Linked DNA regions of Homo sapiens: region 2 is linked to region 1. A link is an interaction called in ENCODE POLR2A ChIA-PET data of the cell type or tissue named here. Cell type or tissue: PC-9. All regions are shown on one strand.

The links. Peaks named below come from ENCODE experiments on the same cell type or tissue, not always from the same donor. Only the 100,000 strongest peaks of a DNase experiment are listed, where the experiment ranks them.
Region 2: POLR2A ChIA-PET joins it to region 1 with 10 read pairs; 2 of 35 experiments call an interaction of 5 or more read pairs at or near these places.

What each region holds. Positions count from the first base shown.
Region 1 is chr2:142,593,845-142,601,844 of GRCh38, reverse strand. No RefSeq gene overlaps it. Among named protein-coding and RNA genes, the nearest start is that of KYNU, 280 kb to the left of the region's middle. In PC-9, no CTCF peak of the experiment used is centred here; DNase peaks (open chromatin) are centred at 4,904 and 5,294; H3K27ac peaks cover 971 bases.
Region 2 is chr2:142,091,321-142,099,320 of GRCh38, reverse strand. The region is part of intron 1 of LRP1B (LDL receptor related protein 1B); the gene reads left to right. Among named protein-coding and RNA genes, the nearest start is that of LRP1B, 36 kb to the left of the region's middle. In PC-9, no CTCF peak of the experiment used is centred here; no DNase peak of the experiment used is centred here.

The DNA.
Region 1 (8,000 bases):
TTTGTGCTGCCACCAGGCCCGTTGTCCCAAAACACCAAATGTGTGTGGCTTTTTCTTGGTTAGCCTCAGAAGTCACACAACATTACTTTGATCACATTATATTTGTCAAGCCTGCCAAAAGGGCCCACCCAGTTTCAAGGGAAGAGGACATAAATTTTACCTCTTGATTGAAGAATGTCAAAAAAATACCACATTTTTAAACGTAGTTCGTTTGTCAAATTTTCCAATTAAAACCAGGCTCCTGCTTCAATCAAGTTGCAAATATCAACACAAAATATGAGGCGATATTTTGATTATTGAATATATTTAATTTAGCATTTTGTATACTTTGAGATTCCCAATTCAGTGAAATATATCTGCATTCTTTCAAATGCATTATGCTTTCACTCCCAAATTTTAAATAAAATATATTTCATTTGTACTAGTGAGAAAAGGTTTTCCTAAATCTGTAATGTACTAGGACTCCTTGATTTTCTAATTCTATGCATTTTAAGATAGATAACTGCTTAGAAGTTATCTAGTCTAATTCTCTGTCTAAAACTTGAAACCCTTTGACAACATCCCTGCTGGATGAGCATCCAGCTTGTGCCCAGGTAAACAAAGGGATAGTTGACTCATGGGAAGTGCATTCAATTTTTACCCAGAGACAGTAATCAGAAAATGTCTTCCTTAATTTAAGCCACCTTCTGCCTGCCTTTCTACCTCACCACTTCTCATTCAGCCTAAAAATACACATAAAACATTTTTGTCTTGGTCTCATCCCTATTCCACCAAATCGGTAACAAGTTTTACTGCCTGGAAAAAACATGCTACTTAGACGGAATCACAAACATGAGATTTCATGCAAACTTGGTAGCAATCATGTGGGTAGTGAGCAGAGAGTTTGGCTTGCTCCTCTGGCCTCAAGGATAATCCAAGATGGGAGAGCAGAAGGAGAATGCAGACTGCTCCAATAAAAGATTCTGGATGTGATCTTTGTCCCAATATCCTCAAGTTGCAAATTCTAATGGAACATTGAAATCTGTTCATCTCGTTCATCATATTTTAAGAGATGGAGAGGAAATAACTGCTCTTTCCTCTGCCCTCATGCTGTCTTTATCTGCCTCCTTTTCCTGACTGTAAATTGAAAGAGAGGAATACATATATTCTCAGTTGTACACAATACCTGAAGTTTCTGGCATTTGAAAATCCAATAAATATTTATTCAATAAATATATATTTAGCGAATGAATACATAAATAAATATTTGAAGTGTCTGTGGTATCAGAAATGTCTCTGACATCCAGTGAAGAAACAGGAAATAAACTACCCCCAGAGAGTTTTCTGGAATGCAAAGGGAGCTAAAAGATCACAGAAGAAAGAAGGGTGTCCTCTCTCCTGTTAATACCAGAACATATTCCTTTTTAGAGTATTTGGGTATGCATTTAAGAGAGGTTACTATTTTCCTAAACTCTGTGATTTCCCAAAAATGTGTTTACCTAGGATGAGGACAGCTCTGCCCTCTGACTTTTTCCAGCCAAAGAAGAAAACTGCAGAGGCCAGCTCTAGGGGAATTATTTGATCAGTGACCCTCATGCACTACAATCTTATTTAATAAAGCAAATCAACTGATGGACTTACTGCTGCAATGGTGGATTCAATTCCTGCCTGATGTAAAAGTAAATAACACATCAAGGAGAAAGGAATGGGGAAGTGGGACATGCCATTTTTCACAATATTTTTATTTACTAACATACTAAATATTCTCATTGTATTGAGTCATTATGGAATTGGGGAAATACACAGTTTGAAGTCAGGTAGATGTGGGATCAAATCTCAAATTTAAGTGACTTTGGAAAGTTACTGAACTTCTCTGAGCCGGTTAGCTCATTTATAAATATGGCTGTTGTGAATATTAAACAATATTGTGTAAGCATCATGCCTAGAACTGTCTCTTCCCTTCCTCTGTTTCCCCTCTTTTTGTCATCACTGATTTGCTCTAGAAAATAATCTTATTTAGGGAATTAGAATTGTGGTGTGGATTTTATTCTGTAGTGAATATTATGTATCTTCCCAAAATATTGAACCTAGATCTGATGACATCAGTGTGTACATAAGTGTGAATGCATCCCTGGTGCTTCCTTAGACCTTTGGACTATATAAGGCAGTAATCCCTACAATGCAGATCAAGCACATACCAAATATCCAGGTCACTTGATCTTATGAAGCCCTTTGTCTAGTGGGTAAGACAGAACACAATATAGGGCTATTTTCAAAATACAGGACAAAGGAAGCAAGATATGAACACAGGAATTGAACTCAGAAGACATGGAGCCCTCTGTGTGTTTTAAGTTCAAGCAAGAGAAATAATAGTCATTTAAACTCGGTGGCCCTCCTCAAGTTTCTCACCTGTGGAGAATAGTGCCGGGTCATAATAATTATAAGCTATATTAAGGGTTTAAAAGTCATGATTTATTAAACTTATTAACCAAATATATGCTTTTCAAAATAGAGGGAACTTTTATTTGATGGTTTTTTTCTATTAATGCAGTGTAAATGAAAAGTGGAAAAAAGAGGGGTCTATAAAGACACATGGAGAATTAACTTATACTTAACATCTGGCTTTTTAACATTTCTTGACTCTCTGAATCTAAAAATCAATTTATTTGCAGGTGTGGAAGATGATAAATCAATATGAAATGAGTTTCAATCTGCTAAGTGATAACTGGTAACATCTGAGTTGGTTATATCTCAGTTAGTTTCTCCTGTTCTCCATTCACAACTCTTTTCTGGAATGTTAGCAGAAATGTTTTGCTGTTGTTGTCACTATGAATCATGAACAGTTTTAGACTTCCACTATGGCAGAGACAATTGCAACTGCCAAATGCTCTATCTGCACTGCCATGTCCCTGTGCCCTTCTATTTACCTGGGACCATGTGATGAGTTCTGGCCTATGGGCTGTGGGTATAAGTGATATATCACCCCCACCCCAAGCTTGAAAAAGCAAGTTCACAACTCTCCAGCTGTCTCCTCTGCTGAGGGGACAACAGGCAAGTCCTCCTGCTGAGATGAGTGCTATAAGAGCAGTACAGTCAGCATTGCTGGGCCCTGATTGTTATCAACATTTGCCCAAATCTATAACAAAATAGGTACTGGGGAGAAAAAAAAAATCTTTGTTTTGTTAAACCATGGAAACTTTGGGGATGCTTGTTTCCACAGCATAGACCTACTCTAGACTGACTACTTCTTATCCCAGATATCAGTATAATGAATTCATTACTATACCACTTGACACTGAGTTTGCCCATGTAGCCATCAGCAAATATATCAAAGTACACTTGTTAAAATCAGTTACACAATTAGAAAGATGTAAGTCTATGTGAATAAATTGCTGAAAAGAGATGATGGTTCTTGGTGGATCACTAGTCTTCAATAATTACACTATAATAAAGTAATTATGTTAGAAGAAATTAATAAGGATATAAGCAGAAAATCTTGGAAGTGATATACTTTTCCTCATACTTTCAACCCAACAGATCCACCAGCCGACTGGTAACCAGCAGCATTCCCAGAGGAGTCCAAGCCTACAAATTGTCCCTACTTCTCTTTCCAATTTATATAAAACAGAACTTGTAACTTACTGGTAAGTTCCTAGTTAGCCCATAGGATAGGGTTGAAAGTTCAAAAGTTCCTTATTTAATTTTATTTATTTATTAATTTTATTTATTTATTAATTTTATTATTTTTTATTTTTATTATACTTTAAGTTCTAGGGTACATGTGCACAACGTGCAGGTTTGTTACATATGTATACATGTGCCATGTTGATGTGCTGCACCCATTAACTCACATTTACATTAGGTATATCTCCTAATGCTATCCCTCCCCCATTCCCCCACTCCACAACAGGCCCCAGTGTGTGATGTTCCCCTTCCTGTGTCCAAGTGTTCTCATTGTTCAATTCCCACCTATGAGTGAGAACATGCGGTGTTTGGTTTTTTGTCCTTGCAATAGTTTGCTGAAAATGATGGTTTCCAGCTTCATCCACGTCCCACAAAGGATATGAACTCATCCTTTTTATGGCTGCATAGTATTCCATGGTGTATATGTGCCACATTTTCTTAATCCAGTCTATCACTGATGGACATTTGGGTTGGTTCCAAGTCTTTGCTGTTGTGAATAGTGCCGCATCCTTATTTAATTTTAGTAAAATTACTGTGGAAGCAGTAATCATGGATAGTTTAACTTAAAAGGCTCCCTTTATATAATATGGTCTTTGAAATGAGCTACAGTGGGAGACATCAGCAAGACAGCTGACTAGACGTGCCCCGCACTCACCTCTTCCACAAAGAAAGACAAAAACCGTGAGTAGATGACCACATGTTGAATAGAAAGTCTAAAGGAAAATGCGAGACTTCAGCAGGGAACCAACAGGGACCCGAGTATTTATATCCAACTGATTTTCTCCAAAGGCACCAAGAACACAATTGAGGAAAGTATACCCTGAAGCAGTGCTGAAAGAAATAGATACTCATATATATAAGAATGAAAGTATATCCCTATCTCTCATGATATATATAAAAGTCAACTCAAAATGGATTAAAAACTTAAACATAAGACCCAAAACTATAAAACAACTAAAGGAAAACAGGGGAAATGCTTCAGAACATTGGTCTAAGCAAAGATTTTATGGGTAACCCTTCAAAAGCACAAGCAACAAAACAAAAATAGACAAAAGAGACTATAACAAACTGAAAAGCTTCTGCATAGTAAAGGAAACAATCAACAGAATGAAGAGGCAACCTGTAGAGTAGAAAAAAAATTGCAAACTATTCATCTGACAAGTGACTAATATCCAAAGTTTGCAAGGAACTCAAACAACAGTGCAAAAACAAACAAAAAACCCACAAAGAAACTGATTAAATATGGGAAGATTCTAAATAGACATTTCTCCAAAGAAGACATACAAATAGTCAAATATATAAAATATTCTCGACATCACTCATCATCAGAGAAATGTAAATCAAAACAAAAATGAGATATCATCTTACCCAGTTAGAATGGCTGTTATTGAATAGACAAATAAATGCTGGCAAGAGTATGGGGAAAAGGGAACTCATACATTGTTGGTGGGCATGTAGTTTTTGTATTCACTGTGAAAAACATTATGGGGTTTCCCGTAAAACTAGAACTACCATATGGTACAGCAATCCCACTACTGGGTATTTATCTAAAGGAAAGGAAATCAGTGTATTATTTTTGTTTTTTTTTTTTTTTTGTTTACAAACAAGGTCTTGCTCTTTTGCCCAGGCTGGAATGCATCATAGCTCACTGCCATCATAGCTCACATAAGCCTTGAATTCTTGGGATCAAGTGATCCTCCCACCTCAACCTCCCAAGTTGCTAGGACTACAGATGCATACCACCATGCTCAACTAAAAAAAATCAGTATGTAAAAGAGATAGCTGCACCTCATATTTATGGCAGCATTATTAACATTAGCCATGGTATGGAATCAACCTAAATGCCCATCGGATAATTAATAAAGAAATGTGTTATATATACAATGGAGTAATATTCAGCCATAAAAATGAATATAATCCTGTCACTGTCAGCACCATATATGAGCCTGGAGGACATTATGTTACATGAAGTAGGATAGGCACAGAAAGATAGATACTGCATATTCTTACTCATGAGGGAGCTGTAGAAGTAGAGAGTAGAATTGTGATTATTAAAAGATCAGAAGGATAGCGGAGAGGAGGATAGGTAGAAGTTGGTTAATGGATACAAAATGACAGCTACATAGGAGAAATGAGTTCTAGTTTTCTATGGTAACGTAGGGTAAATATGGTTAACAATAATCTACTGTATATTTTTGAAAAGCTAAAAGAAAGAATACATGTTTGAGGTGGTAGACATGCTAATTACTCTGATTTGATCACTATACATTTTCTACATGTATCAAAATATCACTCTGTATCCCATAAATATGCACAATTATTACATGTCAACTAAAAATAAAAGCACCAAAAAGATATGAGCTACATTGGAATTAAATGAATAAACTACATTGTTCTTTACTAAAATTATTTGGATGTAAAACTTTTTGGCTGCTGATGAGGGGTAATACTTATAATGTTCTAAATATGTTTGTACACTATTAAACCAATGAACAACAAATATGTGACTAGAAAATGTCATCAATCCACTTATGATTATAATGATGATTATTATTTTTAGATGGAGTCTAGCTCTGTTGTCCAGACTGGAGTACAGTGGCATGATCTCGGCTCACTGCAACCTCCATCTCTTGGGTTTAAGCGATTCTTCTGCCTCAGCCTCAAGAATAGCTGGGACTACAGGTGCATGCCACCATGCCCGGCTAATTCTTTTGTATTTTTAGTAGAGATGGGGTGTTAGCATATTGGCTGTTTTTGAACTCCTGACCTTTTGATCTACCCTCCTTGGCCTCCCAAAGTGCTGGGATTACAGGCATGAGCCACCACGCCCAGCCAATCCACTTATTTAACCTAGTTTAAATCTAGTATTGAGACAGTACATTTTCCTTCAGGACATTTTGAACACTAAAATTCGAGAATTTAATTGCTTTCGTTCTTTTGTTATTTGTTTCAAATATTCAGATGACTATATTTAAGATAGACCTGTGTCATATTATAATTATCACTGGCTGGAAATTGAAACCAATATGAAACTTTCATTTTCATATTACTTTCTAAGATATATTTGTGACCTTCTCTTCTAGAAAGACTCTTTTGCAGATATAGTTTTACTTGCTCATGGGTCACTAGATAGATTTATGCTTGTGATGTATATCTTAACTGGTGCCTGATATTAATTTGACCAGCCAACTGGTGGAACATTTAAAACACTTTCTTGTTAAAATGATTCAACAGAGGTAGAATTATGCACTACAACATCAATTTAAAAAACCCATCTGTTCTAACAAGAAAGTTTGTAGTTTCTGAGTTGCTCTCTGAAAAATTGGTGAAGCTTCTAGATTCTAAATCTCACTACATGCATAATATTGACACAGATTATAGATTAGTCTATAGTGTTTGTAAGACAAAAAATGTATAATACTATGTATATATAAAGATAATTCTACACCTTCTATACAGTTATACAAATTTAGTCTAATTAATTCAACAGTAGTCACTCTGTAACATTTAAAAATAACTGTATAGTTAACAAAGTTTGATGGGAATTCCTGATTTCAAATTTATTACCTAAGAATGTCCATATTCTTTCAGAATGTGCTCTTTAGCAGCCTCAACAACAGTTATTTGGAGGAAAGTGTGGTCTCTCTGAGGGCAGGGATTCAACATTTCTTCTCAAAGTTCCACGACCTTGGCTCTAAAGTGAAAACAGGTAAGAAATACACATGGCTTTTCAATGCAGGAAAATATTAATTAGAACCTTTTCAGCTAAGGTAGCACCACACCCAACTCAAAATTGCTTAAACAGTAAGAACGTTAAGCCTTCATGTAACAAGAGTACTGGGAAGGAGGTTCCAGAATTTGTTGGATTGGTGAGATAATAAAATCCTCAAACACTCATTTTAAAAAATCTTCCGGTGCATGTATCCTCACCCTGTCAGCTAATGTCCTCAGATCTGACCCTTTTTGAGGTTAAGAAAATATCAGTCCATTTAGTGTTGTTATAACAGACTACAATAGACTGGGTAATTTATAAAGGAAAGAATGTATTTTTCACAGTTTTGGAACCCAGGAAATCCAGTGTCAGCTTGCCTGCATCTGGTGAGGGTCTTCATGCTGATTATTCCATGTTGAAAGGCAGAAGGGCAAGAGAGTGCAGGAGCAAAGAGGAAGAGATCTGAACTCACCCTTTTATTAGGAACTTACTCGCATGATAAGTAACCAACTCCCATGATAATATCATTAATCCATTGATGAGGACAGATCATCTCATTATCTAATTACCTGCTAACGGTCTCACCTCTTGACACCGTTGCATTGGGAATTAAATGTCCAACACA
Region 2 (8,000 bases), 500 kb after region 1:
CTGTTGCAATTAGATTATAAACTCTTTGAAGGTAAAGCCCACTGGGACAGTGGCCACCAAGGGAAGAATGTATATTGAAATATCTCAGTAAGATCAAGGAATCACGTTTAATTTGGTTTTACACATGCATTGCTGTTGAATAATGAGTTTTCCCAGCATTACAGATGTGAAATATGACAGAAGATTAGATGAAGTGTACATTATGTACTGGATATCAACTTGTGCCATTCTCATTTTTATTCTATATGAATAATGTTTTCAGGCAGAAATGCACCAAGTTATTGCCTGAGAGTTAGTTGCCTGTCCATTTATTGAAGAATCATTGATACTGTCAAGAGTCAATGCTGTATGTGCAGAGGAGAAAATTGAGTTCTAATTTAGGAACAACTCCTCAAATTAACAAAAGTGAATTATCTAATTTTGAAATTGTGTCTTTTGAAAATGATCAGTAGTGTTGCTTAGAAAACATTTCTGCTTTGATTTCTCATTTATCCATGGCTTAGTCCATTGAGATTTCTCAGAATAACGTGAGGCATCAAGTCAATTAAGGTTAACTTTAAGTTTAAGATTGAATTTACATTTTATCTCAATATGTTATGCATCTATTTATTCTGGCTCTACTGTTCTGAATGATAATAATGTAAAGAGCAATTTCATTTATTTTATTACCTTTGTTTCTGTTACATACAATGAAATCAGACTTCTTAAAATGTAGAATTCAGATTTTATTTATTCTATATTTTGTTTTGCAATGAAGTCCTAAAATTGAAAATGGGTACACATTTGGGTATTTTTATGGATAGTAAAACATGTTCTCTAATTCGAAAACGAATTAAAGAGCCATTTAAAAAATCTCCAAAGCAGACAGTTTCCAGTAATATCTACTTCTAAGTAATTTCTGAAACTACAGCACAGACTTAGCAATTCAAATATATATTTTTAATGCAACATTACACTTTGAAGTATTGTAAACATTTTTGAATATTTATAAATGAATTTATTTTATTTAAAAGCATCAACAAAGATTTAAGATTCAGTAATGTCTAAATGTATTTGGCACTCTTGATAATGTCCCCCAAAGCACTGGAAATTTTTGTTGAAAACATATTTTCTGGATCCAATCTCCAGCAAATTTCTTTCTTCCTTCACCTTTTAGCAGGTAACTGTTAGTGTGGTGCTGTGTGGTAGAGGAATATGGGCTGAAAAATAACCACACACTCTTCATTTCCTGGCATTATTAGAGGTCTGTAAAAGACAGCTGGATTTTCTCTAGCTTATTCTTGTTCTTCAAAACATTAAAAAGTGAGAGCATTTATACAAGAAAGAATATTAGACTTTGATGCTTCATTTTCAGAGGAGACTTGTAAGAAGCAAAAGTGACATCATGTGATTTATTCTCATGACACGATTGTAAAGGGAGCCAAGACCTATAAAAACTCAATCTGTTGTCGATACATTATTTACATGTGTACACCATGTCTTACTTATTCTGAATGCCATATTTAAAAAAATGAGTGCTTCAGAATTGGAATATAGACTCTTTATATCGAGCTAGATTCAACTTTAAACAAGTAACTTCTAACTTCTTAGTTTGATGGCAATTACATGGTTTTAAAATGTACTTTCTTATTTTTGTGGTAGCATATTTTTTCAGTAGATAGCTCTGTGTATGCTGACATTAAATCATTTTGCTGTCCTTCAAAATACATACTAGCTCACTTAAGTTTTAAAATGTGGAGATCTATTTAGCTGTACATTTCATGTCTTTCAATTGAAAAGCACCATATATGATTTTCTAAATAATTTTAAAGTCAAGTAATCTACCTTAAAATTTTAATTGCTAAAAAATTTAATTGCTATTCCAAATAGTACACAAAAGTAAACTGTTGCTTCTTTTTTTTGCACATGTATTATATCATAAAATTAAATGCAATGCTTTCTTTATAAATACAAATACATGTAATTTCCTTTCTCATATTTGAAATAGGTCAAGAGCATTTGACTAAAGAATCATGGACCTATATTATTTTAAAAGTAAGAAAGAAAGGCTTTACAAGGAAATCCAGTTTTCAACGATTATTGTTTTCACCATATATGTGTGAAGGTTTTCTTATGAAATAGGTAATTTTTGATGTTATGCATAAAGAATCATCCCTCAAAGTGCTTACATTCTAATAGAGGAGTTGCAAGTATTAGGAATCCCAGTTGTGTACCAGGCAAAATAAATACAGCAGGACTGTTGGTAAACCGGGGTTTTTTTTTTGCAATGATAATTACAGCAAACTGTAGACTGTGATAGTCCAGTGGACTGTCTAAATATACAAATAGACACTTATAAGGATCAGCGATTATAAAGTCACTCCATCAGATTTTGGAACTAAACATTAAGTACTCATGGTCATGAAGATGTCAACAATAGAAACTGGGGACTTCTAGAGGGGAGAAAGGGAGAGGAGAAAGGGTTAAAAAACTATTAGGTACTATGCTCAGTACCTGGGTGATGGGGTCATGCATACCCCAAACTTCATCATTATGCAATATACCAGGTAACAAATGCACACATGCACCTTCTGAATTTAAAATACAAGTTTAATAAATAAATAAAATAGAAGTTTACATCTGCTATCTTCCATGACTTTGTAAGGCCTCTGTGGAATAGGTAATGTAGAGCTGACAAACTTATGTGTAAATGAGATAATATAAACATTTAGTTTCATAGCCAATAATTAGATTGAATTTTGTATTCAAGATCTTTTTGTCTCCATCATAGTAGGAGGCCTATGGATCATTTAGTGGAACAAATAGATTCACCATAAAGGTAAATGCCTATAGTTATAATTAATATCACATTGGAAGAATAGAATTTGTAAAAAAAAAAAAATACAATTTATTTTCGTGGTCATGTGAATAATGAAAGTGACAGCTTTACCTTGCTCCCTGGATTAACATGAATGTACTCAGGACATTCTACTTCTGCTTTGGTTTACTTTAAACTCCTTTTCTGCCTTCATCTGTAAAAATGAAGAGATTGTTATCTGGGTAAACACTGTTACCGAGTCTTAGTGTGACTGAGAACAAGGAGGCTGGATTCTTTGATTGGCCCATCAATATCCCACAAAACTGATAAATTTCTCCCTTAATATCATTTATATATCCTCTGCATAAAACTAAATAAAAGAAGTCTGTAGAACTCTGTGAACTTCTGCAAAAGAGGATGTCAGTATAATACAAATGTTATTTATTTGGGTTTAGAAGGAATAAGTCTGGAACACAAAAAATAGTTAAGTGGACTAAGACCTGGCACCCACACTGAATTCCAGTTAATGTCACCTTGGTTTTCACAATTGTTGACATATAGGACTATTCACCAGGAATTGAATGGAACTACAAACTAATTTCATATCGGATCCTGAGCGATCTTGACATAGTAATGTCTTTTGTTTTTTGGGGTTGGATTTTAATCCAAAAATGCTATCCTCAGCAATTTAGCAATAAACCTAGGGGTTTTCTAATCTCCTTGTAAAAATAATCACATTATACATGGTTGAAGATGTAGCATTGCATATATTAAACATTAAATGTTAGCATTAACTAAACTCCTTTCCAGTTCAAAAAAATACATGTTGAAAAAGGTATTTTCTTACTTCAAAAAGGGAAAATTTGGGACCTGAATAAACTTAGAAGCCACTGGAGTACAGTTTAAGGCCAGAGGTAGTAATTAACTCAGGCCTATATAACCCTATGGGTACTCTCAGAATATTTAAGTCATTGGTTAAATATGACCCATCTGTATGGTCATTTTAGATATTGATTTCTTCTTAAATATAATGAAAAAAATTAAAGGATACACACATGCACACACTTAGGTTAAATGGTTGTTTATGTAAACTATACCAGATATTTTAAGTACTTAATGATTATTAGGGAACTATAAACTATGGAGTCTACTGAACTACTTACTCCCTTGAAATCAATTTACTTACAGTAATAGCATATCACAGGTTCTTATTAAGGGACTTTTTAAAAACTAGAAGGTGCTAAAGAGTATACCGTAGTATAATACACATTTGGTAACTTATACTCTTGTGCATTGCTTCACATCTTGCTAAAAACATATACACATCCCATTGTGGATATGTTCTAAAATATAGGGGTCCATCTGCTGATTTAAAAAAAAAAAAGCTTTTTTATATGTGCATATCGCACCTATTTTTTGTTGCTCTCTGTGAACAGAAAACTATTTTTTTATTTTGCTATTTGAAATTTACATATTCTAACTAACCACAGTACCTAAAGTTTGGCTAACTTGGTTAATTCACATAGATGCTACAAATATTCATTGTACTTTAGCAGCATTTTGGTATACATAAGATGGAAGATACATGGCATCTGAGAGAATATTTTTACTCTTGAACTATTTTCTCCTATTTTCAGTTATCGATTCACTTATCCAATTATAAAATTGTAGCCCTGAAAGGAAACTGACTTTAAGTGCTAACGAAATTTATTACTAAATATTTATTACTAAATATTTGAATATATTTGGTTTCATTTATTATATTTAGTTATATTTAATATATAAGTTAAGATGAAGAGACTGAAACCTAGAGAAGTGAATTATTTTCTAGAACACAGGGTTGTGTCAAAATCAGGACAGAAAGTCATTTTTAAGCTTCATTGAATCTTTTATTAATTCAATTTAACAATCATTTTAGTTTTTACAGCATTTAACTAATAATATTATACCCTAAAATAAGCATGATGTGCTTATTTCTTTCTATGTTTATAGAACTGATTCTTTTTGCAAGCAGTGCTGTCACTTAACAAATTTGTAACAAGAACCCTTCGCTATAGCTATACATCAGTTGAAGTATTTTACAACTGCATGAGGCCAAGTGGCCCCTCAAAATGCTGACCTTGCATAATCCATTACCGTCTTATACTTTATCTTTGTGGATTCCAAATAAAGCTGGGTTGAACATTAAAGCCAGCTTCACACATTAAGTCATAATCAAAAAAACACCAGCCTTACAGCCAAAAGTTATTGAAAAGGAATTTAAATCATTACCTCAGTGCTATAACCTGAATATTTGTGATACCCAGAATCCATACATTTAAATCTAGTCTCCTATATGATAGTGTTAAAAGGTGGGCCTTTGGCAGGTGATTAAGTCACGGCAGTGGAGCTGTCATGAATGAGATTAGTGCCCTTATAAAAGGGACACAGAAAGCTAAATGACCCTTTCCAACATGTGAGGACATAGAAGATGACATCTATGAATTGGAAGATGTCTCTCAGCAGACAACATCTGCTGGCACCTTGATCTTGGAATTCCCAGCCTCTAGGTTGTGAGAAATAAGTTTCTGTTGCTTATAAGCCACCCATTTTATGGCATTTTTGTTATAGCAGTTCAAATAAACTAAGGCAGCTAAGTCTCTTGAAAAATTATAAAAGGAGAAGTGTATTGCCTGCACCATATCTTCTTGAAAGCCACTTTTAAATTCTTCCCACACTCTAAGTAGAAATTGATCACTTGCATCTATGACTGCTCTATAACCTTATCTTTTTTTCTTTTGCTAAACTCCTCAAGATCTTTATCTTTAATGCAGCTGTCACACAGGTTTACTCTTTTACACACACCTCTGTGCATCTAAAACCCACGCACATGCACACTTTCTTGGAAATCCGGTTTACTCCCTCTGATGGCTTCTTCTGTGTCCACTGCCTTGCCTTTCTGGTTTTCTAGTACTAGGTCACACATTCAATGGATATGTGATGTGGACTATAAGGAGAGGGGGACATTTTCACTACTGTATTTTATCTTGCCTATCACGTTTATTCCCTTTGCCTTTTCAAGAGAACGTGGTGATCTTAAAATAGAAAGGAGCTAACTCTCCATTCCTTGCACCCCAAGTGTTAAATCAAAGTAAGATAAAGGTTAATTTTTTGTGATAGCTTATATAAAACATTATTTCACACATTTTGTGGTCAGTAAAAGTGATGCTGCCCTCAAGGAACATAAAAAACAGCGAACTAGGAATTGGGGGAAGGCGAGAAGGAAAAATTGGCCTTGTTCTCAGGAAACTCATAGTTCGCTAGGAAAGTTAAAATGGATAATATAATTCTACACAATGTTAGTTTTAATTACTGTAGAAAAATGTAGACATGATGACAAGATGGAGAAAGACTTCAAAGCAATCGTCACTTTGGGTGATGAAAAAAATTGAATTATGCCTTATAGAATGTGAAAGTACCAGACAGGAGACTTTGGAGGTACTGAAAAAAGTGGAGCATGGATTTGTAGATGGGAGATCACGCAGGGTCTATGTACCTGGGCTTTACTCTTCTATGTGATTTTGGTGTTCTTAGGCTGTAGATGGTATATTTCAGGATCTTTATTTTGTTACACATATTTTGAAGAAAAACGTGGAAAACTTATGATGGTGATTTTGCAGAAAAATAATTTAAATCCAGAAATTCACAAGGAAAACTGAAAATAGAATTACTCAGATTAGAAATTGTTGTTAATATCTATTTTAGTGGAAAACTTAATCAGATTTTACCATCTCATATAAACAGAACTCTGGATACACAGAGTTTTTTTCACTGAACTATTATTTTCCTACCATTAAAACCTATATAATATGTAGTAAGAGTCCCATACAAAAACACACACACACACACACACAAATCTCCTTACAAATTTACCCCAACTCTCAAATGGATCAGATCGCAATACTTTTAATCCACTCCTATGTTGTTCCCACTGCTGTACCTAGAAAGCATTGGATTTCTTGTATTTGTTTCTACCATATCTATTAATTTTAAAAAGCAATTTCCTTATGAGCTATTTTTCCACAAAGTTATGGACCTTGAGGGCAATGTTCAGAAATGTTCTTGAGGAATTATCATGAAGTAGTCACATCAACAAATAACCACTGTACATAATACAAATGAAAATACTAATATGCCAAAAAAATCCAAAAACTAGCAATTTTTTTAAAATGTAGGCTTAGTTACCTGGCAGAAAGTACATATTTTTAAACAAACAATTTATAAGAATTTATTAAATTACAACCAATTCACTAGGTACTTCCTCTGAACTAAGAAACCCAAATATTAGATACATGTAACAGAAACCCCTATTCACCATGCCATAAGCAAAGAAAAAATATTAAGTTATCATAGAAAACAAGATACCTGGATGAAATCAGCGTGGAGATGGCACAGGGGTTCTGTGGTGACCCACAATCATTCTGTTTGCTTGCTCTGCCATTGTCAGTGAGTGTTCGTCCTCTTGTTTTTCACCCGCTGGCAGCAAGATGGTTGTCATAGGTTTAGATAGCTTCTCTACTCAAAGTAGAAAAAAGGAAAGAAGGGATGCCAGAAGGAAATTGTCTAGGGTAGCTCTCTCCTTTTATGTGGAAGGAAAAATTTCTAGAAATCTTTCATCGATTTTCTGCTAATATTCCATTGATCAAAATTGGGTCACATGCTCATCCGTAGCTGCAAGAGAGGCTAAAAAGAGAATTTCTGGAAAGGGTGAGTATGCTAGTCATGACTTTCTTAGACCAATTATGATACGTCTTTTGGGCTTAACACATTGTCTACCTGAACAAAAACAGAGTTTTACTTTGAAGAAAGAAGTGTCTATGGTGAGTATTAGTGGCATGCTGTAGGGGCAAGGAATTAACTAATAGGGGTTTTCACATATAGAAAGAAATCTAGCCATCTTCTTATAGTTAACAATTGCATATTTGGATCCTGATTTCACTCACATCTTTAAACTCAAATCCAAATGTTCTTTCCATAATACCTGAGCAGTTTTGAAGGAGAGCTTGGAAGTTTTTCTTCAGGTTTTAGCTATACTTCTAAGAAGTATAATTTTCAGCCCTTAGTTACCTTCCAAATTTAAAAAAATAAAAGCCAATTTTATTTTTTATTATATGAGACATACAGAGAAGTCCAGATTCAAAGGAGTCACTAACAGCACCTATCA